2 separate regions of the Homo sapiens genome follow, and region 1 is linked to region 2. A link is a loop called in an ENCODE intact Hi-C map of the cell type or tissue named here. Cell type or tissue: dorsolateral prefrontal cortex. All regions are shown on one strand. Each heading gives the region's core, and the rest is flanking DNA. Links, peaks and the distances in the headings are about the cores only. Region 1 overlaps PKN2 (protein kinase N2). Region 2 overlaps GTF2B (general transcription factor IIB).

What was found. A loop is a pair of places that touch in the nucleus more often than their neighbours do. Peaks named below come from ENCODE experiments on the same cell type or tissue, not always from the same donor. Only the 100,000 strongest peaks of a DNase experiment are listed, where the experiment ranks them.
Region 1: it touches region 2 in a loop (4-fold over the local background); 29 of 110 quality-filtered maps call a loop at or near these places.

Annotation. Positions count from the first base shown.
Region 1 is chr1:88,795,470-88,805,525 of GRCh38, forward strand. PKN2 (protein kinase N2) reads left to right here. Exons shown (of 22, transcript NM_006256.4): 9 at 8,922-9,065; 10 at 9,377-9,452; 11 at 10,028-10,056. It overlaps LOC124904214 (a long non-coding RNA gene), which reads left to right. Exons shown (of 2, transcript XR_007066211.1): 2 at 1-8,322. Among named protein-coding and RNA genes, the nearest start is that of GTF2B, 91 kb to the right of the region's middle. RefSeq lists enhancers at 6,246-7,445, 6,554-6,663. In dorsolateral prefrontal cortex, for the core only: CTCF peaks have their summits at 5,112 and 5,315; no DNase peak of the experiment used is centred there.
Region 2 is chr1:88,872,714-88,882,769 of GRCh38, forward strand. All of the region lies in intron 2 of GTF2B (general transcription factor IIB), which reads right to left. Among named protein-coding and RNA genes, the nearest start is that of GTF2B, 14 kb to the right of the region's middle. In dorsolateral prefrontal cortex, for the core only: a CTCF peak has its summit at 4,840 (motif pointing left); no DNase peak of the experiment used is centred there; H3K27ac peaks cover 785 bases.

The sequences.
Region 1 (10,056 bases), core at 730-8,729, 77 kb before region 2:
TGTGTTCAGAATCTGTTCTTCCTCACCCTCCCATATGTTAAACTGAAGTTTCTACTGCCATTATAGGTTCTGAACAAAAAACCTTATGTATAGTGTCTAATTTAATCCTCACAATAATCTTATGATATACATACAATTATTTCTATTTTAGAGAGTACTGAGGTTCCAGGAGTTTCAGTTAGTTTTCTCAGGCCACACAGCTAGAAAGTGGTGGAGCCAGTAATCAACACAAGCATCTCTCACCAAAGTCAAGTCTGTCTGAAGCCACGGCTTTTGTTCTTCATTAGAGTTAGCAAACTTGTCTCTATTTCTAGTCTATCCTTTTGGCAGTGTAGATTTTCTTCATTGCATATCACAATAATAATAAAAGGCGACATATTGAGATTGACTTATGTACTGGAGTTGTATTAACTCCTTTAATTCTCACACAGCGCTGCAAGGTTGATACCATTAACACATATTTTACAGGTGAGCAATCTGAGACCCAGCAAAGTTAAATAACTTGCTCACGGTCACAGAACTACTAAGTGGTGTGGGATTAAGATTTAACCTATTTGTTCTACAAACATTTATTGAGTGTGCATGCATACGCAAGGCAGTTTGATCCCAGTGCTTTTCTTTTTAGCAACTATACAGGTTGAATATCCTTTATCTGAAATACTTGGGACCAGAAGTATTTTAGATTCCAAATTTTTTTTCAGATCTTAGAATCTTTGCATTTAAAAATGCAAACTGATTGAGCATCTGAAAAATTTGAAATCCCAAATCCTCCAATGAGCATTGCCTTTCATTGTCATATTTGTGCTCAGAAAGTTTCAGATTTTGTAGCTTTTCAGGTTAGGGATACTCAGCCTGTACTGCCTGATGTGATCCAATCCCTACCCCTCCTTACACCGAAACCCTTTAGTACCAGCCTGTAACTTCAAGTTAAAGACCAAATTCTACTCCAAGTCATGCTAAGCTCCTCATGACTTATCTCTGCCCATGTTTTCATTCTTATTTCTCACAGCATTTCTACTTATATTCTAGGCTTTAACTATATGAAACTGTTTCCTATCCCTATGATGTACTATATACTTCCTTACCTTTGTATGTTTTTTCCCCTCTGATGACTTTGTCCTCTCCTTTAATCTTTAGATATAGCTCTCAAAACCCAATTTGAGCAATTATGATATTTTTTGATCTTCCTACTACCTTTCCCTTACAAAAAAATTGGTCAGCTCTCTGTTTTGTGTCATTGTGCATATTGTATATGCCACTGTATTGCCAGTATTGATTTACATTTCTGTCTCCCAGAATTTCCGTCTTCCAAAGCAAAACTGTGAACTATTTGAGAGCAGGACCATATGTTACTTATCTTTGTATCTCTATCACAGAAGACACTTAGTATACATATTCACTAAGTATTAATGGGATGAATGAAAATAATTAAAACTGAAAAGGAGGTTTGCTCAACCTTTTTTTTTTTTTTTGCTGCAGCATACCCAAAGAATACAACACACTCTAGTCAATACAGTGATTCCCAAATAGATACAGGTCAGAATCTGAGAAGGGAGGGCAGGTATAAATTTGAAAATGTCAGGGCCAGGCACAGTGGCTCACGCCTGTAATCCCAGCACTTTGAGAGGCTGAGGCGGGCGGATCACCTGAGGTCAGGAGTTCAAGACCAGCCTGGCCAACATGGTGAAACCCCATCTCTACTAAAAATCCAAAAATCAGCCATGTGTGGTGGCAAGCGCCTGTAATCCTAGCTACTCAGGAGGCTGAGGCAGGAGAATCACTTGAACCTGGGAGGCGGAGGTTGCGGTGAGCTGAGGTTGCACCATTGCACTCCAGCCTGGGCAACAAGAGCAAAACTCTATCTTAAAAAAAAAAAAAAGAAAGAAAATGTCTTCCAGGTGCAGTGGCTCATGCCTATAATCCCAGCACTTTGGGAGGCTCAGGTGGGCGGATCACGAGGTCAAGAGATCAAGACCATCCTTGCCAACATGGTGAAACCCTGTCTCTACTAAATATACAAAAATTAGCTGGATGTGGTGGTGCACACCTGTAGTCCCAGCTACTCAGGAGGCTGAGGCAGGAGAATCTCTTGAATCTGGGAGGCAGAAGTTGCAGTGAGCGGAGATTGCGCCACTGCGCTCCAGCCTGGCGACAGAGACTCCGTCTCAAAAAAAAAAAAAAAAGAGAGAGAATGTCTTCCTTACCTACTCTCATCTCGCTCCACACAACTGAATCTGATTTAATTATCTGTGCCTCACTTGTTATTAGGAAATCACTGCTCTACAACATAGTGTAGACATTTTAGCTTTTTCTTACCTCTCTGATCTGTAAATTAATACTCAAGGCCTCCATTTAGCACTGTGAGAAATGTAATAGAGACCAGGCACAGTGGTTCATGCCTGTAATCCCAGCACTTTGGGAGGCTGACATGGGAGAATGGTTTGAGACTAGCCTGGGCAACACAGCAAGACTTCATCTCTATTCTATAAATAAATGCACACAAAAAAGAAAACAATTTTTAAAATTAGTGAAATTTTAAGAAGAATTTTTAAAAAGAAATGCCAAAGAATGCAAAAGCACCAGAGGTATTCCTTCCATAAAGGACCCTAAGGCCTGGTAGGTTAAAAATAAATTGTTTGAGACAAAATAAAAAACTATTAAATTGTATTTCAGAAGCTTAGGGGAATAATAATTCTACCAACATGAGCTTGCATACAAAATTTTAAAATACATGAGGATATAGCCACCATGACCAAGCAGAAGCAGATAATGGGATTATTAAATATATAATATAAAATATTTTAAAGTTTGTGTTTAAATATTTAAATGATTATAGTATTTAAAGAATAGAAGAGTTTGAAAACATGAGCAAAGGATAGGTGATGAGCCAAAAAGACTAAGCAGAGTTTTAAAATAAATAAATAAAATGAAATTTTAGATGTCTGAAATTTGCTTCAAATAATTATGGGGGAAACGTGGAGATGAAACATTATTGACCATTATTGATAAATTGTTGGTGCTGATGACAAAGAGAACCAAGTAGAACTAAAAAATAGGAAATATAACTTCTGAAATGGAAAACTAAGAGGATATGTTAAAGAAAAGAAGAGAGAGTTAGTGGCCTGAAAGTGCTAAAGAAGTTGCCCAGAATACAACACAAAAAGATTAAGAGATGAAAAATATGAAAGAAAGATTAAGAGACATGAAGGATAAACTAAGAATGACTAACACACGGAGTGGAGTTCCAGAAGGAAGGATTAGAAGGAATGGGGCAGAGGCCACATCTGAAGGAATAATAGCCAGTAACTTCCAGAATGATGACAACCATGAGTCCTCAGATTTGAGAACATAAGTTCCTACAAGGATACATAAAAAGATAGCTGCGTTCAAAAAACCTTGGGGAAAAAATGTGGGCTGGATTTAAAGGATGCCTTTGTAGAAGAGATGGATGTTTAACTTGCCCTTGATGAGGAGAATTTGGACTGGTATGGGGGAAAGAATAGTAGGAAAATCTTATGTAACAATATAGGTTTGAGTTGGAGAATAAGATATAAGATTAGAAATAGAAGCTATATATGTAAAGACATGGAGGCAGAAAAGTATACAATAGGTTTGGAATAATTAGGAGTCTTTGGAACTTTTTATATGATGTGGATTGACATAGGAAGCAGTTGTGCATAGTTGATAGAGCATAGCAGTTTCTATCATAGTTGTTTTTGTCTTTCCTATAAAGGGAGCAGAGGCAGTAACCCACATCTATAGCAGGCCGACTTTTCCTGCCAAGATCATGGCCTTAATAGTCTCCATTATCTCTGTCTCCTACTGTTGTCTCTGTATTTCTCATCCTCCCATATGATCCCAAAGTTTCCCTCTTTTTGTCACATTTGTTCCAGCTGGAGAATCACTCTCATTGGACTGCTGAACTGAAAACATATATTATTGTTTCTTGAGGTGGTGGTTTTCTGTTTTTCCCCAGTGGATTCCATTGTCCTTCCTTCCCTGTCCTACCCTGTTTTTGGGCTGATGACTACAAAGTTCACTTGAATTACTTGGCTCTGACTTACAATGAGAGACACTGTTAAGAGATCCAAGAGCTAGGAGGAAAGGAAAGTCGCAGTGTGTATTTCCCTTTCTCCTTCCTTGCCTTGCCTTGCTTTTCACAACAGCATTCATCTATGGCCACCAACTCCTGTCGGGTAGTTCCTTTTTTAAGATTTAGTCTAAATCAGATTCTGGCAATGATTTAAGTTCCTCTTGCCCCTTCAGGCTAAGAGTGATAATGGATTTCTACTGTTGCTTGTCCTCAGATTCTTTTCATTCCTTGTTGGTTTAACTTTAATCACATCTCCATAAGTAGCCAATTTAAAAAACTCTCTTTAGTTAAACTCTTTCAGTGTACTATCTGCATGCTGCTAGGACCCTCACTGATAAATTTCCAAAGCCTATGTTGTCCTCAGAGGCACATTGAAGACCAATATCATCGCTCGTGTACACGTTTGCAGAAATCTCATCTTTCCTCAGCTCTTGAATTTTCCAGGTATTGAGTTTATTCTGTTTTTTAGTGGCAACAGAAAGCTTTTTTGACCTTTCTTTTCTTTTTGGCGGTGGAGCCTGGTTCTCATTTTCTTCTTTTGCCCTTTTCATTTCAGCAGTGGAGCCCAGCTCTCCACTTCTATCAAAGTTTCCAGACTTTCTCAATTCAGTGTCCTCAGTGTCCTTGTAATGTTTCTGCAGTGTGTCCCTAGACCTAAAGAAATACCCAACAGTTCCATTTATTAAGAAGTGCTTACTAGTTAGTATTTTAAGTCTTAAAACAGGAGTTTTTGAAAAATACAAATACTGAGAGAAAACGTAATATTTTTATTCCATTAGTACATGATTACAATTAACTAATGGGACATGTCTGCCTGTTGTACACTATATAACTTCCCACATCTTGGGATCATAAGGATAACTGCACTCTCATGTCTTCTTCCACAGTGATTCTTCATAGGAAGTTGCTTTTTATTGTTGAAAACCCACCTTAGCAAAGATGGGTTTATGACATCACCAGAAGGAATATGGAATATTCTAATGTTGAAACTATGAACTACCTTTCGCTAGTAGTTCTCACAGTGTCCCATAGATGTCGCTGTGTTCCCTATGAAAAGTGAAAATACTCTCTGGCACCCCAGGGCTCCTCAGTGAACACTTCGAGAACCTCAGCATTCTTTGTGCTAATTCTTTTATGATAGATGTGTACTGTTCTTTTTTCAATTGCAATACATGTTTTAATTTGTTGCTTTCTACCACACATAAGGCTGATGCAGTGTCTCTTACCTTTTTTGTTTACTTTCAGATCTTAGACTTCAGATAAGACATGCAGATTCTTTAAGTCTACCAAGCAGTTTTCTCTTTGATTCTAGATTCAATTCATAATAAGACAAACTGAAACACAAGTTGGGACAGTACCTATCTCAACTTGTACTGCTCAGCTTTTTTTGGTGGTAGTTTTACTCCGTCTAGAATATCGTTGCTCCTAGAGTTTGAAATTATCTAACAGCATGCCCTTGCCTTGTGTAACTGACCTGCTTCATCTAGAAAATTGCCGGCGTACCAGCAATCACACTTGCATTTTAAATTCTAAACATTGGGCCAGGCACAGTGGCTCACGACTGTAATCTCAGCACTTTGGGGGAGCCAAGACGGGTGGATCACCTGAGGTCAGGAGTTCGAGACCAGCCTAGCCAACATGGCAAAACCCCATCTCTATTAAAAATACAAAAATTAGCCATGTGTGGTGGTGGGTGCCTGTAATCTCAGCTACTCAGGAGGCTGAGGCAGGAGAATCACTTGAACCTGGGAGGCAGAGGTTGCAGTGAGCTGAGATTGCACCATTGCACTCCAGCCTGGGCAATAAGAGTGAAACCCCATCTCAAAAAACAAAAAATAATAAAAAATAAATGGTAAACATTAGTGACATCTTCTTATGCAGAAGCTTCAGTCTATCTGTATGGTACCTTGTTTTTCAGATACCATGTGACTGTTTTACTTATTCAAACCATGCTGGATGTTAGGATTTAAAGTGGGATTGAACACAAGTGGTGGAGTACTAACATAAAATATCTCTAGATCACAGCCCCACCCTCCCACTTATGTTGTGAAGAAAGTAACGCTCACTGGGAACAGTGCAAAGTAACAAAAAATGAAGAGCTTTATATGTAAAATGTTAGAAACAGATAATCGGTGCCGTGAAGAAAAGTCAGCACGGAGACAAAGGATCTCTCAGCAAGGCAATCTTTACTTTCTGCAGAAAGCGTGCCCCTCGCAAATGGAACAATCGCGAGAGCACACCTGAACAAAGGAAAAGCAGACATATATATCCCTTATGCATTTGGGTTGTCCTTACTGCTGTGTCCTGCATCCATTGGCTGGAGCTGGACCTCACAGTCTTAAACTGATTACTGATTTGCTAATAACCTAAAACTTTCCTAAATAGGTAAATGCAAAGGAGAACAAAGAGGAAGAGGAAGTTGCTTATGAAAGGTTTAAGGAAGCAACAACATTTCCAAATAAGGAAGGGGCATAAGCTGTGAGCTAAGACTTGCCTGGGCCTGTCCAGACATGCTTGAGTAAGCCAAAGCAACTAACTGGGCTAAAGCGTAAGAACTGATAGTTGATAGGAGGCTTTAGAGTAAGGAGCTATTATTCCTAGTGTCTTTTATTTTATTTTTAAATCAAGATGAGCTTTGAAGAGGAACTTTTCTACTTTCTACATAAAACTTTAATGTAGAGTATAGAATTCTAGGAAAGCTAGCTTAAGGTCTGTGAGGTGACTTATCCCAAATCTCAGATCTGTAACATACTTTATAAATTTTAATTTTTTTTTTTTTTTGAGACAGGGTCTCGCTCTGTTGCCCAGGCTGGAGTGTAGTGGCATGATCTTGGCTCACTGCAACCTCCACCTCCTGGGTTTAAGTGATTCTCATGCCTTAGCCTCCCAAGTAGCTGGGACCACAGGTGCGTGCACCACGCCCGGCTAACTTTTGTATTTTTAGTAGAAATGGGGTTTCACCATGTTGGCCGTTGCTAGTCTCGAACTCCTGACCTCAAGTGATTCACCCACGTCAACGTCCCAAAGTGCTGGGATTACAGGCATGAGCCACCTTGCCCAGCCTATAATGTACTTTAGTTTGAAGCATGGAATGAAGAGACAGAGGAAAGAGAAATTAGTCAATATGTTAGTTTTACCAGACTGGCTGGAATAAATAGCAAATGAGGTGATTGGACCTTCTCTTATTCACAATAAGACAAAATCTTACCATTTTAGCCAGTGTAAAAGTGTAATAAGAACTTTTAACAAGTATTAATTCTGTCTCTAGCGTATGTGCATCTTGCATCTTCCTGATGCATAACAAGTCTTCCTTGTAACAGTGGAAGAAAGCAGGAGAAAGTAGACCTCTCTTCCTCCAATCTAAAAAAATGGAGTCTAAATTACCAATCCTGACATGATTCTTCCTCCAGTTTATTTCACAAAATAACTGCTTCCAAAATACTTAACACTTTTAACTTCAATAGAATATTATAGCCTTAGTACCCCATCCCTTCTATATGCCATTTGCTAGTCTTAATTATATTCTCCTCATACTTCTTTCATGACAGTTCTCTCCCATATTAATTATGAGTCAGAGAGAAGAAATGAGGTGGAAGGCCCTGAGATCACATTCTCACTGCCATAGACGTATTTTTCTAATTCTTTTCCTGTTTGACTGTGAAACCCTCTGGCACATTGTATTTTGATTCTTTTCATGTTGCATTTTTTATAAGTGTTTTTCGTGTTCATTAACATCAACTAGATATATAATTTAAGGTCAATAGATTTTTTTTTACTGTTTATACCAAAACGTTACATAATGAAATGCATAAGTTTATAAATTGAAATTTGTTATATAAAATAAGTAATTTATTGCTTTGTAGAGCCTTAAAAGGAGAAACATTTATCTCTTTTTGTGGATGGTGTACAGAAGCCTGAAAAACAAAATAATAGAAAAGTCCAGTACTTTATGATTAAAATGTATATACGTTAAAACATATAGGTAGAGGTCAGTATATGGTTTGGCCACAGCTTAGGAACTATGTTCTACAGGTGCATTTAAACACTGGTTATTAAAACCTTAAATATATTTCGCCACATAAGCATTATTTTCAGTGTCTACTGTGTATTCTCTCATACGGCTTTGGTATAATTAACTTGTCCCTGGTTTTTGAACATTCAAATTCTTGCTAATTTGCTTTTTAAATTATGTTTTATTGTTATAATAAATGAATATCTTTCTGTATAAAGCTTGGTCTGAATTTCCCCTTTCTTCCTTTCGTACGCAGAATGGGTCTTGCTACCCAGTGGTATTCTTTTGAAAATTAAATGACCTAATATTCTTAAAGTGCTTATTAGCACAATATGTGGCACATTGTGAGTACAGAATAAATGCTATTTGCAGAACTTTTTCTGGCTTAGCAATGAGACAAATAAATACAAAGGTTTCAAATGAGTTATTTGAAGCAAGCATTGGGGTAGTAACATAGCACATGATGGCAAATAGAGGAGGGAAATCTGAAAGATTGAAGCTCTAAGAGAAGGAGTTTCGGTGGTTATTCATCTGTATTGGTTGTTCCCAGTTGTGTATTCTTTAAGTATACTTTAGGAATACCTTAGCTGGAAAATGTCACAATGTAAGTTTTGTTTCTTTGAATTAAAATGTGTAAGTTTGATAAAGTACTATACAGTTGAGAAATGTTACAAACCTCTTTAAAACAGTGTGACCTTTGTGTGTGTAATTTTTGTTTATTGTATTTGTATTTCATATTTTTTGTGATATTTTATTCAAGTGTGTGTCCAATGATGTCTTTTCTGTTTTCTTTATTATTTTTTTTAATTATCCTAGTCACGTGAACTGGAAATTTCAGTTTATTGGCGTGATTGGCGGTCTCTGTGTGCTGTAAAATTTCTGAGGTTAGAAGATTTTTTAGACAACCAACGGCATGGCATGTGTCTCTATTTGGAACCACAGGGTACTTTATTTGCAGAGGTAATAAATGTATTTTATTAAATGTGCATAACTACAATTGAAATTACATATGTAGGCAGCATAATATAGAAGTAGAAAGAGTGTTAGGCTGAAAGACAGATGACTTGAGTTCTTGGCTGAGCTATGCCACTGAATAGGTATGTGACTTTGAGACAAATCAATTATTCTTCCTATGTCTGTTTTCTCATGTAGAAAATGAGGGGCTGGACTAAACTGTAACTAAGATTCTCTTAAGCTTTAAAATTTTATAAATTTAGTAGATTTCATGAACCATGCTATTTTCATGTCAACTTGAATTTTCTTCACTGCAGGTTACCTTTTTTAATCCAGTTATTGAAAGAAGACCAAAACTTCAAAGACAAAAGAAAATTTTTTCAAAGCAACAAGGTAATTACTAACAATCAAATGCATAGCATTTTGATATTTTCTTAAACAATCTAATTACCATTTAAAAAGTAATAGCCATCTGTGTGGGTTTTTTTGTTGTTGTTTATTCATTTATTTCTAACTTCTTATTAAGGAATATTTTAAATGTATCCATAAGTGGAGAGACTAGTGAAATGTACAGTCACCCGGCTTCAACAATAATCAACTCATGGCCAATTTTATTTTATCCATATGCCATCCTCTCACTACTTTCTCAAATTTGAAGCAAACCCAGACATCATATTGATGTATTCATAATTATTATAATTTATATCTAAAAGATAAGATTTATTTTTAAAACCTTACTACTAGACTTAAAGAGAAAAAAACAATTTCTTACCTATTTATTTTTAAAACTACGTATGCTATTTTGCATTAGCCTTTACTAGCAAATAGTAAAAAACTAGTTTTTTTAAGTGACAAATTTTGTTTGTTCTTCGTAGATTATAAACTAATGGATAAGAATTTTTAAATTATGACTTTTGGTTATACATAAAGAAATTACTTGCTGTTTTTGTTTTTTTCAACATCTACAGGCAAAACATTTCTCAGAGCTCCTCAAATG
Region 2 (10,056 bases), core at 984-8,983:
TGTGGGTGTATCTCAGGTTTGTTCTCTGCTTTACTGATTTAGTTTTTTAGAGTGTTAAGTCTGCTAATTACCACCTAAAAACCAGTTTTATTGTGTTTGTCTCCTTGTGCTGTGTTACTTTTTTCTGACATTTAATAGAAATCTTCCATAATATTTCAATAATAGACCCTTTAGCGCACTGATCACATTGGTTTCTGTAACTTTCTCTGAGTAATTAAACTATATTAGGGGCACAGTTTTCTGCTAAGTCCATAGGATCCCTGTTTCTCTTTATTACAGTTTTATATTCATAAGCCTCATATTGATTTTTAAGTTTATTCATCCTATAATAAAGAATTGTCAATCCAATCCAGATAATCTTCCAACATCACTAACACCAGTACTCTCAGTCTTTATGGGCATTAGCACAGTCCCCAGCAGACTAATAGATGACCCAAACAAGAGAAACTTCCCACAGGATTCCATTAAGTTTTTTTTTTTTTTTTTTTTTTTTTGAGACAGAGTCTCGCTGTGTCGCCCAGGCTGGAGGGCAGTGGCACTATCTCGACTCACTGCAACCTCCACCTCCCAAGTTCAAGTGATTCTCCTTTCTCAGCCTTCTAAGTAGCTGGGATAACAGGCGCGCACCACCACGCCAGGCTAATGCCCAGCTAATTTTTGTATTTTTAGTAGAGACGAGGTTTCAACATGTTGGTCAGGCTGGTCTCAAACTCCTGACCTCGTGATCTGCCTGCCTCGGCCTCCCAAATTGCTGGGATTATGGGTGTGAGCCACCACGCCTGGCCAGGATTCCAGAAGTTTTTAAGGAAGGACATACAGGTAGGGTTGCTATAATTAAATAAAAAATAGTAGTGACTTAAACAAGATAGAAGTTTCTCATGTTAACAGTCCATACTTAACAGTCCTAGGCTAGTATGACCCAAGCTCCTTCTATCTTTTTGATAAGTTATCCTTACTATGGCTTGCATTTTGTAGCACGGGACAGCTGTTGGTAATTTCCTTTATCATGTCTGCATTCTAGCCATCGGGAAGGAAAAAAAGTAAGGATACATCTTTTCTTATGACATAAACTAGAGTTGTACACATCTCTTCTAATACTTACAAACCCACTGGTCAGAACTTAACCACATGGCGTACCTAGCTACAAGGGAAACTGGGAAATAGGGTCTAGGTGAGCAGCCACATACATGCCCATGTAAAACTCAGGGACTCTTACTAATGAAAGAATGGGGAAATGGATGTTGGCAAATAACCAGCAGTCTCAGCTGTAAGAAATAATAGGATGGGGGAGAGGAGAAGTGAGAAAGAATGTCCAGAAAAATCAGGGTACTCTGCCTCATATTCTGAAGGGAATCGCAAACAAAGACAAATTAAACAGACATTTATCCTCTTTACTATGCAAGCAACTGGAAATCCAACCAAAGGTATTTCATAGCGCAATGTGAAAACCAGAAGGGCTTATCGTGCAGGGGAAATTGCAACACACCAAAAGCAGCCAGGAAGTAAATACTGAGGAGGGTCTGATTTTCTAGCCTGACCTAGACTCTTAAGAGTGTTTTTGCTTCTTATTTCTTATTGCAATTTAATAAAGGAATTTAAAATTTTGTTTTATTTTTTGGAGGTGGGGTCTTGATCTGTCACCCAGGCTAGAGTGCAGTGACACAATCATATCACTGCAGCCTCAAACTCCTGGGCTCAAACAATTCTCCCTAGCTACTTGGGGGAACTAATTCCCCCAAGTAGCTAGGACTATAGGCTTGCGCCACCACACACAGCTAATTAAATTTTTTTTTTTTTTTTTTTTTTTTTTTTACAGACACCGTCTCACTACATTGCCTAGGCTGGTCTTGAACTCCTGGCCCCAAGTGATCCTCCCGCCTCAGCCTCCTGAGTTATCAGGATTACGGCACAAGCCCCTGGCTCCTCAGAAAGGAATTTTTAAAAACAGGAACATGAAGAGGAATTTCCCAGAATTTCAATTCTTTCTGCTGTCTTCCTGGAAACTAATCTTAATCACTGTGGCATACAACCTGTAGTAGAGAATTCAGAAGTAGAAGTCTCAGAATAAACCCAAATTACTTGTCTTCACAGGCTCATTTAGTTTACAAACTACGTATGTTGTTAAATGTGCTGGTAAGTCTAAAAGTTCAAGAATCTGAACGTATTATTATTCAACGTGGACAAACTCTAAACATCAAATATTTTTACATTTAAAGTAAAAAAAAAAAATCCAAGGTACTTTGGAAAACTATTTTAAGTCAACATGCTGTAAACAGTCTAATGTTGATGATGAAATGTATCATTAGCTTCCACACTTTCTGTGGTCATATAATCCTTTCTACCATTCCTTCTCATGACATGTCAAATAATCCTAATTTTTAGTCTAGGGTCACTATACATTCTTACTGAAATTTTGCATTAGACAATTTTGAAGAGAATGCTGACCAAGAGATACTTTATAAAGAAATACTATTAATAATACAGCAAGTCTCTAAATCACCAGTCTCTAAATCACAGTTTATGTTGCCATAAATTGAGTAGGAACTCAACATGAATTATCTCCTAGAAACAAAGCATATCACAGTTTATTTCCCAGACCAGCCCATAAAAGCCTACTTTGCCCCTGATGTTTAGACCGTAAAGAAAACTGTTCAAGGTGATAGTGGAAAATAGTGAGGAAAATACATTGTAAGCTCCATCCCTGGATATCTTATTACATTTCAATTTTCCTCAAATACAAGTAGGTCGATAGGAGCAGCAGCATCTAAGATGAGGAGCTGATGCACTGGTTGAAGGTGTATCCTAAATTTGGCCACAATAAATTTGGCCACTCACTCACTACTACTGTTTAGGCTTCTATCCTATGGCATAGGTTTCTTTTTCTCTTTACTTGGAATCATTTTCTCTCCATAAATCCTTACTCATTCTTAAAAACTATGCTTCACTCGAAATTCAACAGTACTATCTTCAGGATGTCACCATACTCGGAAGATCTGTAATGTAGCTTTTACCGCGGATACTGTATTAAGTTACCCTACTCTCTTTCATACACTATCCAAAGAGTTGCTCCAGGGTTTGCTTACAGCATTCTCATCTTTCTATCACTCTCAGTGACCAACCAGCACAGTGCTTAACTGAGACATATGGTAAAAAAAGGTTTTTAAGTCCCATAGACCTGGATTTATGTGGCTCTGTCACTCAGAAGATGGGAATCTTGAGCTAGTTACCTAAGCACTCTGAGTCTCAGTTTCCCCTTCTGTAAAATGGAAACAAACCAGCTCAAAGGGCAGTCTGCTACTCAAGCAGTTAATGAGTAATTTTTTGATGTTTAAGAGAAAAACTGCACCCAAATTAAAAGCTGTATTAGGCAAGAAGGCTGTGTCTAACGGCTTACAAGGGATGCCAAAGAAATAACTTGTAAGTGAATACAAATACGTTTATTTTAAAAACTTAACTTGGCCATATTAAATGAAACCTGATTTTTTCCTTTAGGAAACACTGTTAATGCTAACTGAAAGAGGGTAACCCAATAATCTTTAACATACTATAATTGGAGCATTAAATATACCAGACCCACAGCAATCACTCAAAGATATGTTGCAACTGACATGCTATGAAATGTGGCATCTCACACTTAGAATCACCCTCTTTTTCTACAAGGTTAAAAAAAAACAAGGGGGAAGCCGAACACAGTGCTCATGCCTGTTCTAGCACTGTGGAGTCTGGAGCAGGAGGATTGCTTGAGCCCAGGAGTTCGAGATCAGCCTGGGCAACACAGGGAGATGCTGTCTCTACAAATATTAATAATTTTTTAAAAAATTAGCTGAGGGTGGTGGTTTGAGCCCGTGGCGACAGCTACTTGGGAAACTGAGGCAGGAGGCTACCTGAGCCTGAGAGGTCAAGGTTGCGGTGAGCCATAATCATGCCACTAGCCTGGGCAACAGAGCGAGACCCTGTCTCAAAAAAAAGCACTTGTATCTCCACAATATGTATCAGTGAAATCTTATACTAAAATTACACTATATATTTTATACATTATTTCATCTGACTCAGCAATTCTGAGATGTATCTGTCTTTCATGGGTGAGGAAAAAAGATTTTACAGATGAAACAAATTAAGCTTGAACAAAGTATGTAACTATAGTTACACAGCTTACTAATTAGTAAAGCCAACCCTCAATTCTAGAGACACTGACTTCTAGCTATACTAGGAGCAATGGAGACACACAATTATAAAATATATGCCCCAAAGGAGTTTGCAGTGTAGGTGTGAAGACATGGAAAATATGAAGATAAAAAATCTAAACGTACAGAAAATCCAAAAGAATGTGGTAAATTATAAAGTAGTACAGATTTGTGTTCCTCAATATGTTACCAATGTATGACCTACATTAGAATTTCTGGGAATGGAGCCTAGAATCTTTTTAAGCACATTCCCCAGCTGACTCTTAATGCCCATTTATATATTCATATTTCAGATTCGCTGGTATAAACAATATGCAGAATGAGTTTAGTAGAAGGGAGAGGTCAAATGGACTCATTTCTCTCTTTCAAATATACCTAAGCTATTTTCCAGTATTTTCCTTACGTTGCTTTTACATACAATCAAATAATTTAGATTTAAATGGTACACAAAAAAGTGGCTTTAACTAGAAATACTACTACTAGTTTCAAACAACTCCTCATTGTGAAATAATTTATAAAGTCATGATAGACCAATTTTATGTTTTAATAGCAATTATGGCAGGTTACTAAGCTAATACTTTACTGATTATAAAAATCAATTTATGGGCAATGTACAAGGTCAAATTCATGAACTGATTATCTAAATACAATAATACTGCCACCTAGTGTTCAACTTTTAAAACGACATAATCATACAATTGGAATTTGGGAAAAAACCCCCACAAAAGAGTGCTGTTAGAACAAACAGTTTCGGCCGGACACAGTGGCTCATGCCTGTAATCCCAGCATTCTGGGAAGCCGAGGCACGTGTATCACTTGAGGTAAGGAGTTTGAGAACAGCCTGGCCTATATGGCGAAACCCTATCTCTACTAAAAATACAAAAATTAGTTGGGCATGGTGGTGGTCACCTGTAATCCCACTACTCAGAAGGCTGAGGAAGGAGAATCACTGGAACCCGGGAGGCAGAGGTTGCAGTGAGCCAAGATAAAGCCACTGCACTCCTGCCTGGGCGACAGAGCGAGACTCGGTCTCAAAAACAAAACAAACAAACAAGCAAAGACAACTAACAGTTTCACAGTAGGAACAACAAAACTTTAAGAATTGGCCCAGGTTGGGCGTGGACATTTTGGGAGGCCAAGGCGGGTAGACTGCTTAAGGCCAGACGTTCAAGACCAGCATGGGCAACACAGCTAAACCTCGTCTCTACAAAAAAATACAAAAATTAGCCAGGTGTGGTGCTGTGTGCCTGTAGTCCCAGCTACTCAGGAGGCTAAGGTGAGAGGATCGCTTGAACGAACCAGGGAGGTGGAAGTTGCAGTGAGTCGAGATGATTTCAGTGCACTCCAGCCTGGGGAACAGGGTGAGACCCTGTCTCAAAAATAAAAAAATAAAAAATTGGTTGTTTTAGAGTCACTACCAGTATCTCAAGGATCACTGATGAAATGGGCAGCTAATACCAAATCATAACACTTCATATGTTTCAAATAAAAATCTTGTAATTCAAATAAAAGAGAACCAATTAAACAACTATCACATGTTGAATAGCATTAACTATAGCTACAAAAATTGGAAACAAGTTTTAAGAGACACTAAATAATACATAGCTATTTAAATACTGGGGAAAAGCATTATCAAAGGACAGTAAATGTGTGACAATTTGTATTTTCCAAAGATGGCAACAATATCTCCCATCCACATGTTCTTCTGCAATGTGACCTCGTCAGTATCAAGTTTAGGTACAGCCTATTTCCCCATTCCCTTCAACTCAGGTGGGTCCTATCATGGCTCTGACGAATACAATACTGAAGTGATCCTGTGCCAGTTCTAGGCATAACCCTTACCTACCCATGTCTAGCTTCCACTTTCTCAGAACACTTGCTCTTGAGGTATTTCTCTTAGAAGCCAACTACCACGTAGTATAAAATATGACTACTGTAAGACAACTATGGAGAAGCCCTGGAGGATGACAGATCCATGTGCGGAGGTCAAGGAGCACGGAGGAACCAGAAATGCAAGTGAAGAAGTTATCATAGAAGCAGATCTTACAGGCCCAGCCGGTGCCAACTGCCCAGATAAATCCTTCCCAAATTACTGACTCATAAAATCATGAGCAAGATAAAATGGTTGTTGTAAGCCACTAAGTTTTGAGGTAGTTTGTAATGTAACTGTAAATGAAACAAAAATTGGTTCCTGAAGTATTATGTTGCTTTAAGAAAAATAAACACTTGCCTCTTGTTTTCAGATTGGTGGTGGGTGGGCCTCAAGAAGAAGGAGGTTTGACAGACAATGAGATAAATGTTATTAGAGGCAGGAAAAAAGGTATAAAGTATAAGATATAAGCTTATAAGATAAATATACTTTTGGTATTATGAATTATTTCATTAAAAAAGGTGATAGTGGCCAGGTATGGTGGCTCGTGCCTGTAATCCCAGCACTTTGGGAAGCCGAGGTGGGCAGACCACCTGAGGTTAGGAGTTCGATACCAGCCCAGCCGACATGGTGAAACCCCGTCTCTACTAAAAATACAAAAAATTAGCCAGGTGCGGTGGTGGGTGCCTGTAGTCCCAGCTACTCAGGCAGGAGGCTGAGGCACGAGAATCGCTTGTACCTGGGAGGTGGAGGTTGCAGTGAGCCGAGATAGCACCACTGCACTCCAGACTGGGCAACAGAGTGAGATTCCATCTTAAAAAAAAAAAAAAAAGTAATAGTAATGGGCTCTCTTAGTTGCTAACACAGATGAGAGGGTGACATATGGCTCTGATTATGCAAGTTGGGCCGTATCTATGCTTAAGTTTGCTATTAAGAGGAATTAGTGACAATGGGTTGTCCTAATTTTCAAGCACAAATTAAACGTTAATTAAATATAAGACTGTCCAGCTGGGCGCAGTGCCTCACACCTGTAATCCCAGCACTTTGGGAGGTCGAGGCGGGTGGATCACCTGAGGTCAGGAGTTTGAGACCAGCCTGGGCAACATGGTGAAACCCCGTCTCTACTAAAAATACAAAAAAATTAGCCGGGCGGGGTGGCATGTGCCTGTAAATCCCTGCTACTCCGGAGGCTGAAGCAGGAGAATTGCCTGAACCCGGGAGGTGGAGGTTGTAGTGAGCAGAGATTGTGCCACTGCACTCCAGCCTGGGCGACAGAGCAAGACTCCTCCATCTCAAAAAAATAAAAAAGAAAAAGAAAAAGAAAAGAAAAATGGGACTGTCCAAAAACAATTCTGAAAATGTTTACTGAATTAATATGGTTTAATCTAAAAAGTTTCAGACAATGTAAAAAATTTTATGGCAAGCATAATCAATCATGTATACCAAGATAATTTATTAGGAAACACTTGATGTCTGGATTCAAATTCCCATGAAAAACAGTAATTTAAATAAGAAAAAAGTCACAAATGTTGTCCCTTAGTGGGTTGTAGAATATTTGCCCACCTTGATTTCTTCCCCATTTTCTTAGTGTAAGAGGTAAAGGCTGAACTGAGCTGGCAATGAAGAGCAGATGCCTTTAAACCAGCGAGCTGATGCAAATTCAATTACATATACAGTCACATGTTGCATAACATTTTGGCTTAGAATGGACTATATACACAATGGTGGTCCCTTAAGATTATAATACTGTCTTTTCATTGTACCTTTTCTATGTTTCGATATATAAATACTGGAGGCACTGACTCCAGAGAGCTGAACACATTCACATATATGGCAGGGTCTGTATGCACCCTGACAACTCACAGAACAATGGGATGAAAGGATACTTTCTCCCACTTTTCATAGGTAAACTGGATAAGTTAATGTACCTGAGTACCTACAAAAATGTAGTAAGTGGGGCCTGGCGCAGTGGCTCACACCTGTAATCCCAGTACTTTGGGAGGCCGAGGCTGGGGGTATCTCTTTGAAGCTAGGAGTTTGAGACCAGCCCGGCCAACATGGGGAAACCCCGTCTTTCCTAAAATAACAAAAATTAGCTGGGAGTGGCAGTGCATACTTTTAACCCCAGCTACTCGAGTGGCTGAGGCATGAGAATCACTTGAACCTGGGAGGTGGAGGTTACAGTAAGCCGAGATCATGCCACTGCACTCCGGCCTGGGTGACAGAGCGAGATGCTGTCTCAAAAAAAAAAAAAAAAAAAGAACTAGTAAGTGAAGGTACAATTGGTCAGACATGCCCCACAAAGCCTACATTGAACAGGATGTTAAAAACACCACATACTAGAATATGAGTTTGGCCAGAAGCTCCAAAAGCCAGAATAAATACATGCTAGGTATGTATTTAAAAAAAAAAAAAAAAAAAAGATACATACTTACCTCTGAGTTAAAACTGCCTACAGTACTCAGTACAATACCACTGTACAGGTTTGTAGCCCAGAAGCAATAGGCTATACTATGTAGCCTAGGTGTGTTGTAGACTATACCATCTAGGTTTTATTAAGTACCATCTATGATGTTCATATGATGAAATCACCTAACGATGCATTTCTCAGAACATACCCTCATCAAGTGACATATGATTTTAATGCAATCTAAATGTACTATTGATATATGACATTAATATATACAGGTGTTTATGTCATATATTGATTTATATTCATGCAGTGTCATGTTCAATTTAGGTATTTCCAACTTAATTTGCTTGATGATAGTCTCAGCAAAACAGAACTTTGCTCCTAGACTCTTCTACACCTGCCCTTGTTTGGTAATGGAATGGATTCTTCGCTTACAAGATATATTACACATTTAACCACAAATATCTATGAATGAGCCTACCGTATATTTTAAAATAAGTGTTGGTTATATTTTATGTTAGAAGAATCAGTATCAAAAAGAAATACTGTCATATATTATAGAAAGTAAGTTTTATTGGATATGTTTTTCAGATCTCAAGATTTAACATGGTGTTTGATACTAGTAAGTCAATAAAAGCAAAAACAAAATTAACTTCCTTTGGTTTGATATAGCAGAAAAGTACAAGCAAAAATTAGGAATTCCAAGCACAAGAAAGCATACAAGTCTTGTGAATTGTATCTTCCTTTTTCAGTTGATTAATCTCCACTGTCTTGCTGGTTAAAGTGGAAGTGAGGCTGGTGGGAAGGCTGAAAATATAATGGGATACTTTTACATTATTTAAAAATGGGCCAGGTGCCATAGCTCACGCCTGTAAACTCAGAACGCTGGGAGGTCGAGGCAGGTGGAACACTTGAGGCCAGGAGTTTAAAACTAGCCTGGACAACGTGGTGAAACCCTGTCTCTACTAAAAATACAAAAATTAGGTGGGTGTGGTGGTGCATGCCTGTAATCCCAGGTACTCAGTAGGCTGAAGTACAAGAATCGCTTGAACCCCGGAGGCAGAGGCTGCAGTGAGCGGAGATCGTGCCACTGCACTCCAGCCTGGGGGACAGAGGGAGACTCTCACTCCAAAAAAAAAAAAAAAAAAAAAAAAAAACGCTACAGAGGTTAGGAGAGCTAAGAAGCTGAAATTATCTTCAATCTCATGTATGTCTGTCTCACTCGTACACATTATCAGTTTGATCTTAACACTGTGGAAGAACTGGAAGGCTCTCATTTAACTGAAGGGTTAAGCAAACATTTTCTGTAAAGGGTGACATAGTAAGTATTTTAGGTTTTGTGGGTCAAGAGGCAAAATTCAGGATATTAAGTAGGTACTTACATGTCTACTAATGAGGAAAATAAAATTCTCTTTTGGGGATCACATTTCACTTAATTGGAGTTCAAAGTTAATGTTCTCTATCAAAATCAATGACAAATGTTCATGTGTCAATGATGTTGTGTTAACAAGATTTTATGTATTTCACTTTCTTTTCGCATAGACAAGTAATGCCAAATACCGATATTAATCCACAAGTGTATGATTTTA